Regions from separate parts of the Homo sapiens genome. Here region 1 is linked to region 2. A link is an interaction called in ENCODE POLR2A ChIA-PET data of the cell type or tissue named here. Cell type or tissue: PC-9. All regions are shown on one strand.

Region 1 (4,000 bases), 490 kb after region 2:
GCCAGAGTTCTAATTTACTACAAACACAAAAGAGCTGAGCTCCATGTACTCGCCAGGGAGCATCATCTCAACTCTGCATTAGCCAAAAGCTAGTAAAGACTTGGTTAAATATTTACATAGTATGTCTGAAGGATATGCAACATTAACAATTCTTGTGTATTATAAAACAGACTCTCAATAGGTAGAGGGTAGGAGAACCAGAATTATTTAAGGGGCTTATCCAAACTTCACTCACTTCTGATTCTCAACTACACTAAAAGGTCTACTGTAGACTCTACAGCATCTTGAATCCAGAAATTAGGCTGATATCAACACCAGCCTTCAACTAACCATGACCATATTAGTTTTCATGGTTGTACTGAGAGAAGAATCACCATTTATAATAGTGTCTCCATATAAAAGAATTTCATAGGTTTTGGACTGCCCATGTAAGGTCTGTAATCTAGCCTTACTTTAAAAGGCCAAGATCATAGGACCATTTTAGGTCATATTTGAATCTCCCTGCTCTGAATCCTAGAATAGGTGAGTCTTCTCTCTCACTTGCTACTTAATCAAAACTGTAATGTGATCGTATTTTTTTCACAAAAGTAGCAAATATTTTTTTAAAGTACCTACATGCTTCATGTTGGGCGCAATCCTATGGGAGATACTAAGAGTAAAAGAGAGTCAGTGCTCTTGGAGCTTAAAACCTGGTTAAGAAGACAGGTATTCACATACAATATAACTAATAGCATAAGGCAAACCATTTTAATAGTCAAGTGAATGATATTTACAATAAGAGTTTGGAGTTGGAAAATATATCATTTGGGTCGGGGACATCATTATGGATAGTTTTGTGGGGAAATTGGAAACCAAGTCCGGCTGCAGTAGCTCAAACCTGTAATCCCAGCACTTTGGGAGGCCGAGGTGGGCGGATCCCTTGACGTCAGGAGTTTGAGACCACTCTGGCCAACATGGTGAAACCCTGTCTCTACTAAAAATATAAAATTTAGCTGGGCGTGGTGGTGCGTGCCTGTAATCCCAGCTACTCCAGAAGCTGAGGCAAGAGAATCGCTTGAACCCAGGAGGCGGAGGTTGCAGTGAGCCAAGATCACACCACTGCACTCCAGCCTGGGTGAGCGACAGAGGGAGACTCGGAGTTGCAAAGACAGAAAAAAGAAAATGGAAACCAAAATGAGCCTTGAAAAATTAGTAAGACTGGATTAAAAAGGAGAGAAGACAGCATGCAAGGGAAAAGTACTTAAGCTGACTGGATGACAAGAGGACTTCATGACGAAAGAAGGTACAAAAATTTTTTTTCTGGCATTAATTTTTTTTAGAAACTTGAATGCCAAGCTAAGCAGCTTTGCTGTCTTATGGGCTTTGACAGTTTCTGAACAGGAGAGATATGTTACAAGAGCAGATGGACTAGGCTAGAGAGTAGAAACATGGTGACCCCATGGACCTTCACTAAATGTGTCCCTTATCACCTCAACTAGAGCACAGATTTCTGTAGGTTAAGGACCATGTCTTCTAGTTCCATCAACATTCTATGCTCTCTCTACCCTCTAGATTGTGGCAAATATTGTACTTTCTGCCAGGAACACCTCCACTCTCCGCCTCTGCTGCCCACCGCACCCCTCCTGTCAGACTAACTCCAAATAATCTTTCAACTTTGGGCTTAGGCAGACTTCTTCCAGGACACATTCCCTGATATCTCAAGTCTAGCTTAGGTACCTGTCCTCGGTTGTACACTACACCCTTTGCTTTCCCTAACACAGGCAGCATGTCATACATGAAACTTCCTGTTTTCTTGCTTATTTTGCCCACTAGATTATACACTCTGCACAAGAAGAAACCATAGCTGACTTCATTTTCTCCACAATATTTAAGATACTGAGTATAATGCCCAGTTTACAGCTGGTGCCTACTAAACAGTTGCCGAGTGAGTGAAGCGAAACACAAGGACAGAGTCCTTAAGACAGGCAAGGAGAAAAGGAATTATGACCAAGATAGTAACACATTAATAATTACACAAAATGCATCATCAGGTATAAATGTAGTGGCATTCAGAATCATCATTTGAGTTAATAAAATGAGTACCCTGCCAGAGCTTGAAATGTTCTTAAACACAAATAAATAACGCTTGTCTCACTGGTTTACAAACAGTTCAATTCTAGTTCACCGAAACAAGCAAACAGGCTAATAAGTTACCACTGCAGATATAGCGAGCCCTGGGGGTAAATTCTCCAGTGACAGGCATTTCAAACGTTTATCTATGTGATCAAAAACCAGCCTGGAAAACAATAAAAGTGATAGCCAAAAAGGAAAAACTGAAGCTCTGTAAGTTCAAGCTCCTAGGAAGAAAAAAGGAGACCACTAAAAATTGTGAATGGGATAAAACAGACAGGTGAAAACAAACAAATCAGGATAAAGAGTGAGAATGAAGCAGCTTTAAATTCAGAACTGTCAGACTATGCAAAAGGTGAGTTATTCCCTCTCCCACCAGGTAAGGATATGCAGGCACAACTGATGAGAGGCCCTTGGGGAAACACAGAAGCTACTTGCAGATCTCTACTTGCCTAGCACAAAGCATAAGGTGCAGAGAGCAAGAGTGGCGGTAACCTCTACCAACAAGGCAACCCTTGGCATGATCCGTTCATTGCTAGACTCCACAGAGCCCACAGCCAGGGCCTGGACAAAACAGGTCAGCAACAGAGGTTTACTGAATCAAAGAAAACACCTGCCAGGCACCATTTCGTTTTATTTTAAAAGCTTTAGAAATATTATTCTAGCACTATATGGTTATTGAGGAAAAAATAAAGAATGCCACAAAGAGAAATCTAAAAATCACCACGAACTTACCAACTAAATTTAGCCACCAGTTTTATGTTTTGATGTAGGTCCATCTACACCTCCCTCCTCATATAGTGTCCTATAATCAGCTTACTGCACTTACTAGCATATCAAGAATGGTTCCATATCAATCTGAAGCCATTTTAACATAGTAGTCTCTGTGTTTTACACTCTCTGTGCCTCTCCTGTGTGTGAACATTTGTCTGGCCATACATTCCTCCGGAGCACTAACCTTGACACCAAGAACAACTTACTCCCATCTGGGTTAAGCCATAGGTGGAACGCTGCTACTCCAGCTATTTCAATTTGTCTGCATATTCCACATCTAATCTTGGTAATGCCAAGGGTCTAGTTCTTGAGTTTTTAGAGCATCTGAGCTTTGGCCATTTTGGTAGGCTTTTAATCCAATCTGCCATCTAACAGCCTAGAAAAAATTTAAACCAAGCTCCAATTTCTCATAGAAACCCTGTCTTCAAGATCTGCCACACATATGAAAAGTTGCAATGCCAGAAGCACATGCTTCTGAACAAAAAGTATACCAGTGAAAACTATTGTGCAGTGAAAAAGGCATCTGGTGAAACGTGTTGAAAAAAAGGTGGGGGGGGAGGTATCCACACACACCCATTTCTTATACACACATCCCATATCATTCTCGATCATCTCAGGAATAGGGATCAACAGAGTAATGTACAGAGGTATAAAAAGAAAAGCTAGCAAAGGCAAGCAAAGCCACCATGTAGGAGTAAGGAACTGCATAGGAAACAGTAGTAAAGGTGTGGGTTGTGTCCAGTTTTTAAAAACAGGACTTATTCACAGGCCATGGAGCAAACACCATAAATCTGGTCACTGGATGAAAACAAATGCTGAAGGCCAAAGCCTGGGGGTTTTCAGTTAGTATTTCAATCGGGAAGCCAATAAACTATTAAAACGGAGCTATTCCCTAGATTCTGGCCTATAAAACCACCCCACAAGAGAGAAATCATCTAACGGCCTGTGTCTCCTCACCACAGTGATTGCTGATAAAAACAGCAACCTCATCTTAAGAAAAATAATCCCCCCATCCCCCGCAAAGGAAACAAACGTACAAAGAAGACAAAGCATGCACATGCGTTTCAAAGGATATGATCAAATGCAAACTAATAAAATAGAAACAACTAATAAAAAG
Region 2 (4,000 bases):
TGGTCGTTTCTCTTTTAGCATGCTAAAAGCACTTCCTGTGGGAGTGCCTCCGAGCCCCTCTACTTGAGTGGAAGTTTCTCAAGGCCAGGACCCTGTCCCGTTCCTCAGGGCCCCTCCCCACACGGAGTTTCAGGCAGGCCCTGCTGCTAGGCGCCACAGAGGCTGGGCAGGGTGAGGGGTGTGTCCTGTTTCTCCAGGCACACTCGGTGGTTGACTGATTAGTCTCAAGAGGCAATTAAATTTAAGAGAGGCTTTTCACCTGCTCACAACTCCTCACCCTATCTGATTATGATGTTATGCCCCTTGGAGGGGCAGAGAAGGGCAGTCATTAAAAGACAAACATTTGGGCCAGGCGTGGTGGCTCACCACAGTAATCCCAGCACTTTGGGAGGCCGAGGCAGGCAAACCACTTGAGGTGAGGAGTTCGAGACCAGCCTGGCCAACATGGTGAAACCCCGTCTCTAGCAAATATAAAAAATTAGCCAGGTGTGGTGGCATGCTTCTGTAATCCCAGCTACTCGGGAGGCTGAGGCAGGAGAATTGCTTGAACCTAGGAGGAGGAGGTTGCAGTGAGCTGTCCAAGATCATGCCACTGCACTCCAGCCTGGGCAACAGAGCAAGACTCCATTTCAAAAAAAAAAAAAAAAAAGACAAACATTTGAAGGGGCTGTGTGCTGTCTGGGAAGCCAGATGGCAGGACAGCCACTTTGGTTTTTTATTTTTATTTGAGACAGGGCTGGAGTGCAGTGGCGTGATCTTGGCTCACTGCAGCCTCAACCTCCCAGCCTCAAGCAGTTCTCCCACCTCAGGTTCTTAAGAAGCTGGAACTACAGGTGTGTGCCATCAGGACTGGCTAATTTTTGTATTTTTTGTGGAGAGGGGGTTTCACCATATTGCCCGGCTGGCCTCAAACTCCTGGGCTCAAGCAATCCTCCCACCTCAGCCTTCCAAAGTGCTGAGACTATAGGTGTGAGCCGCCACGTGTGCCCCCCTCCCTTTTTTGGTACAGATGAGGTCTCACTATGTTGCCCAGGCTGGTCTGGAGCTCCTGAGCTCAAATGATCCTCCCACCTTGGCCTCCCAAAGTGCTGGGACTGCAGGCATGCGCCACTGCGCCAGGCCAGGCCAGTCACTTTAAGCAAAAGCAGCAAGACTGGGAGCTGGGCAGGCCAGCTCCCAAATGACCTGCCCCACCCTGGGAGCTGGCGCTCCACTGAGGGGTCAGAGGTCAAAGGGATCTTTGAATTCATCTAGGGGGCTGGGGACAGCTCATGAGAGTGAGGCAAGCTCTCTTCTGTGACCCCTCTACCTACTGAGCAGCCTCCTTAGCAGGGAATAGGGACTCCAGCTCCCAGCTGGAACCCATGAGCAGAAATGTTCTTTTGGTTTTCCTGTTGGAATCCCACGAGCAGGAATGTTCTCGTGGTTTTCCTGTTGGAATCCTTCAAGCAGGAATGTTCTCGTGGGTTTCCTGTTGGAATTCCATGAAAAGTGCTTTCATTCTTCCAGCCTTGTGCCCCTGAAGTTTCAGGGGCACGGAGTCCTGGGGGATCCCCAAGCCCGGCCCCTCCCAGCGTTTGCCCTTGGCCTCTGGGCGTCTCATTAGCGTGGACACCCTCTGGAGGAGGAACTCTTCATCACATATGCTGTTGCCACCGCCAGGATTTCTGAGCTAAGCTATGGTTGTTTCTATCCTGCTGCTATAAACTGAGTCCACCAGAAAGTGGCCAGTCCGGATCTGGGGTGAGGAGGTGGGATGGGGTAGTGGTTTGAGGGAAACACAGTGCCTGAATCTGAATCTTGGCTACCTGCTAGCTGGCCATACCATGACCCAAGACGCTCTAAGCCTCCGCTTCCTCGTCTGAATGATAATAGAATCTATGCTGCAGAGTTGCTGATGGGAATAAATGAGATAACTCTCCCATTACCTGTCCCTGAGCCCAGGACTAGGCTGTACCTGCCTCACCTTGGTGTGGTCCAGCCACTCCCTGTCTTCAGCTGAGCCAAATTTCTCCTTTTTTCTTTTTGAGATGGAGTCTCGCTCTGTCGCCCAGGCTGGAGTGCAGTGGTGTGATCTCAGCTCACTGCAACCTCCACCTCCCGTGTTCAAGCAATTCTCCCATCTCAGCCTCCTGAGTAGCTGGGACTGCAGGCGCCCGCCACCACGCCCGGCTAATTTTTGTATTTTTAGTAGAGACAGGGTTTCACCATATTGGTCAGGCTGGTCTCGAACTCCTGACCTTGTGATCCGCCCGCCTCAGCCTCCCAAAGTGCTGGGATTACAGGCATGAGCCATCATGCCCGGCCAAATCTCTCCTTTTCCTTCTCAATCCGTCATCCATCCCACAACTTCATATTCCTGGCACCCCTTCCTGCCCCCAAGAGCTCCAGCCAGGTGTCAAGGGTCACAGGCAGGTCCCCAGGAGCCCTACCCCTGACCCCACTCACGTGCAGATAACTCTCCTAGCATGCTTGGCTGGCTGAGGGGCCTTCTTTGGGCCTTGGGTGTTTGAGGAAAGTGGCCAGAGGCCCAGGCCAGAGCAAACTGCTTAGATGGCTTATCTAACTCTACTGAGGCTCAGCTCCTGGGACAGTGGCTCAGTGAGTCCCACCATGGCCCTTTGAATGAGAGCGGCCGGGAGAGCTGCCCTACCCACTTCCCCTGCCCTCCTTCATCTTTGTCTACATCTGCATCCTCATCTTCATCCTCCTTATCTTCAGCCTCGTCCTCCTCATCCGAGCCTCATCCTGCTCATCTTCAGCCTCATCCTCCTCTTCTGGGCACTTGCATATTCACTTTCTTTCTGAATTCCACAAAAGTCTAGTTAGGCAGTGGCGCATAGACCACCTTCCTCATTAGGAAAGAAACCGACACCCAGAAGGAATAATAATGCTGAAAGCACACCTTTTATGTTAATGTAAACATTTTTGGGATAGGTAAATCCAAAACCCTCACATGATGAATTGTTAAAGAAGTGTACAAAAAATTAGCTGGGCATGGTGGCGGGCACCTGTAGTCCCAGCTACTTGGGAGGCTGAGGCAGGAGAATGGCGTGAACCCGAGAGGCGGACGTTGCAGTGAGCCGAGACCACGCCACTGCACTCCAGTGTGGCCGACAGAGCGAGACTCTGTCTCAAAAAAAAAAAAAAAGGGGGGGGGAACAGTTCAGAGTCCTGCTCCCAGCCCCGCCCCTTCCACTTCCCCACCTCCCACGAGGTAACTTTGTTTACTGGTTTCTTCTGCATCTCCCCAGAATGTCCTTATGTAAAATCCGAGCAAAAATGACCATGTGGTCTGATCTCTCTGCTTCCCACCCAGATGGCAGCATGCTATACACGCTGCTGTGCTGTGCTTTTCCCCACAGAATCTCTCCCCATCAGCTCCTAGAGGGTGCCTTCATTTGTTTTATGAGCACTGACCACCTGCATTGAGCGTGGCGGTCAGGCATTGTGTGTGACGGTCGGGCATTGTGCTAAGAGATCTACGTGGATTACCTTATTTAATCATCACACAAACCTAAATGCAGAGTGTGCTAGAACCATCCCCCTTTACAGATGAGAAAACTGAGGGCTGGAGAATTTGCATAGTCCGGGTCACATGCCATCAGATTCCAGAAACAGCGCTGTCATTCTTGCTGCCACGAGGTTCTGGAAAGGCCAGCCTCTTGATTTTTTTTTCTTTTTTTTGAGATGGAGTCTTGCTCTGTCGCCCAGGCTGGAGTGCAGTGGTGCGATCTTGGCTCATTGCAACCTCCGCCTCCTGGATTCAGGCAATTCTCCCTGCCTCCGGCTCCTGAGTAGCTGGGACTACAGGTGCACACCACCATGCCTGGTTAATTTTTGTATTTTTAGTAGGGACGGGGTTTCACTATGTTGGCCAGGCTGGTCTCAAACTCCTGACCTCAGGTGATTCGTCCGCCTCAGCCTCCCAGAGTGCTGGGATTATAGGTGTGAGCCGCTGCGCCCAGCACCAGCCTCTTGATTTTTTTTCCAACCCTCA

The links. Peaks named below come from ENCODE experiments on the same cell type or tissue, not always from the same donor. Only the 100,000 strongest peaks of a DNase experiment are listed, where the experiment ranks them.
Region 1: POLR2A ChIA-PET joins it to region 2 with 5 read pairs; 2 of 35 experiments call an interaction of 5 or more read pairs at or near these places.

Annotation. Positions count from the first base shown.
Region 1 is chr2:43,441,299-43,445,298 of GRCh38, forward strand. All of the region lies in intron 26 of THADA (THADA armadillo repeat containing), which reads right to left. Among named protein-coding and RNA genes, the nearest start is that of THADA, 150 kb to the right of the region's middle. In PC-9, no CTCF peak of the experiment used is centred here; a DNase peak (open chromatin) is centred at 2,213; H3K27ac peaks cover 1,052 bases.
Region 2 is chr2:42,953,208-42,957,207 of GRCh38, forward strand. All of the region lies in intron 2 of LOC112268413 (a long non-coding RNA gene), which reads left to right. Among named protein-coding and RNA genes, the nearest start is that of LINC01819, 84 kb to the right of the region's middle. In PC-9, no CTCF peak of the experiment used is centred here; no DNase peak of the experiment used is centred here; H3K27ac peaks cover 697 bases.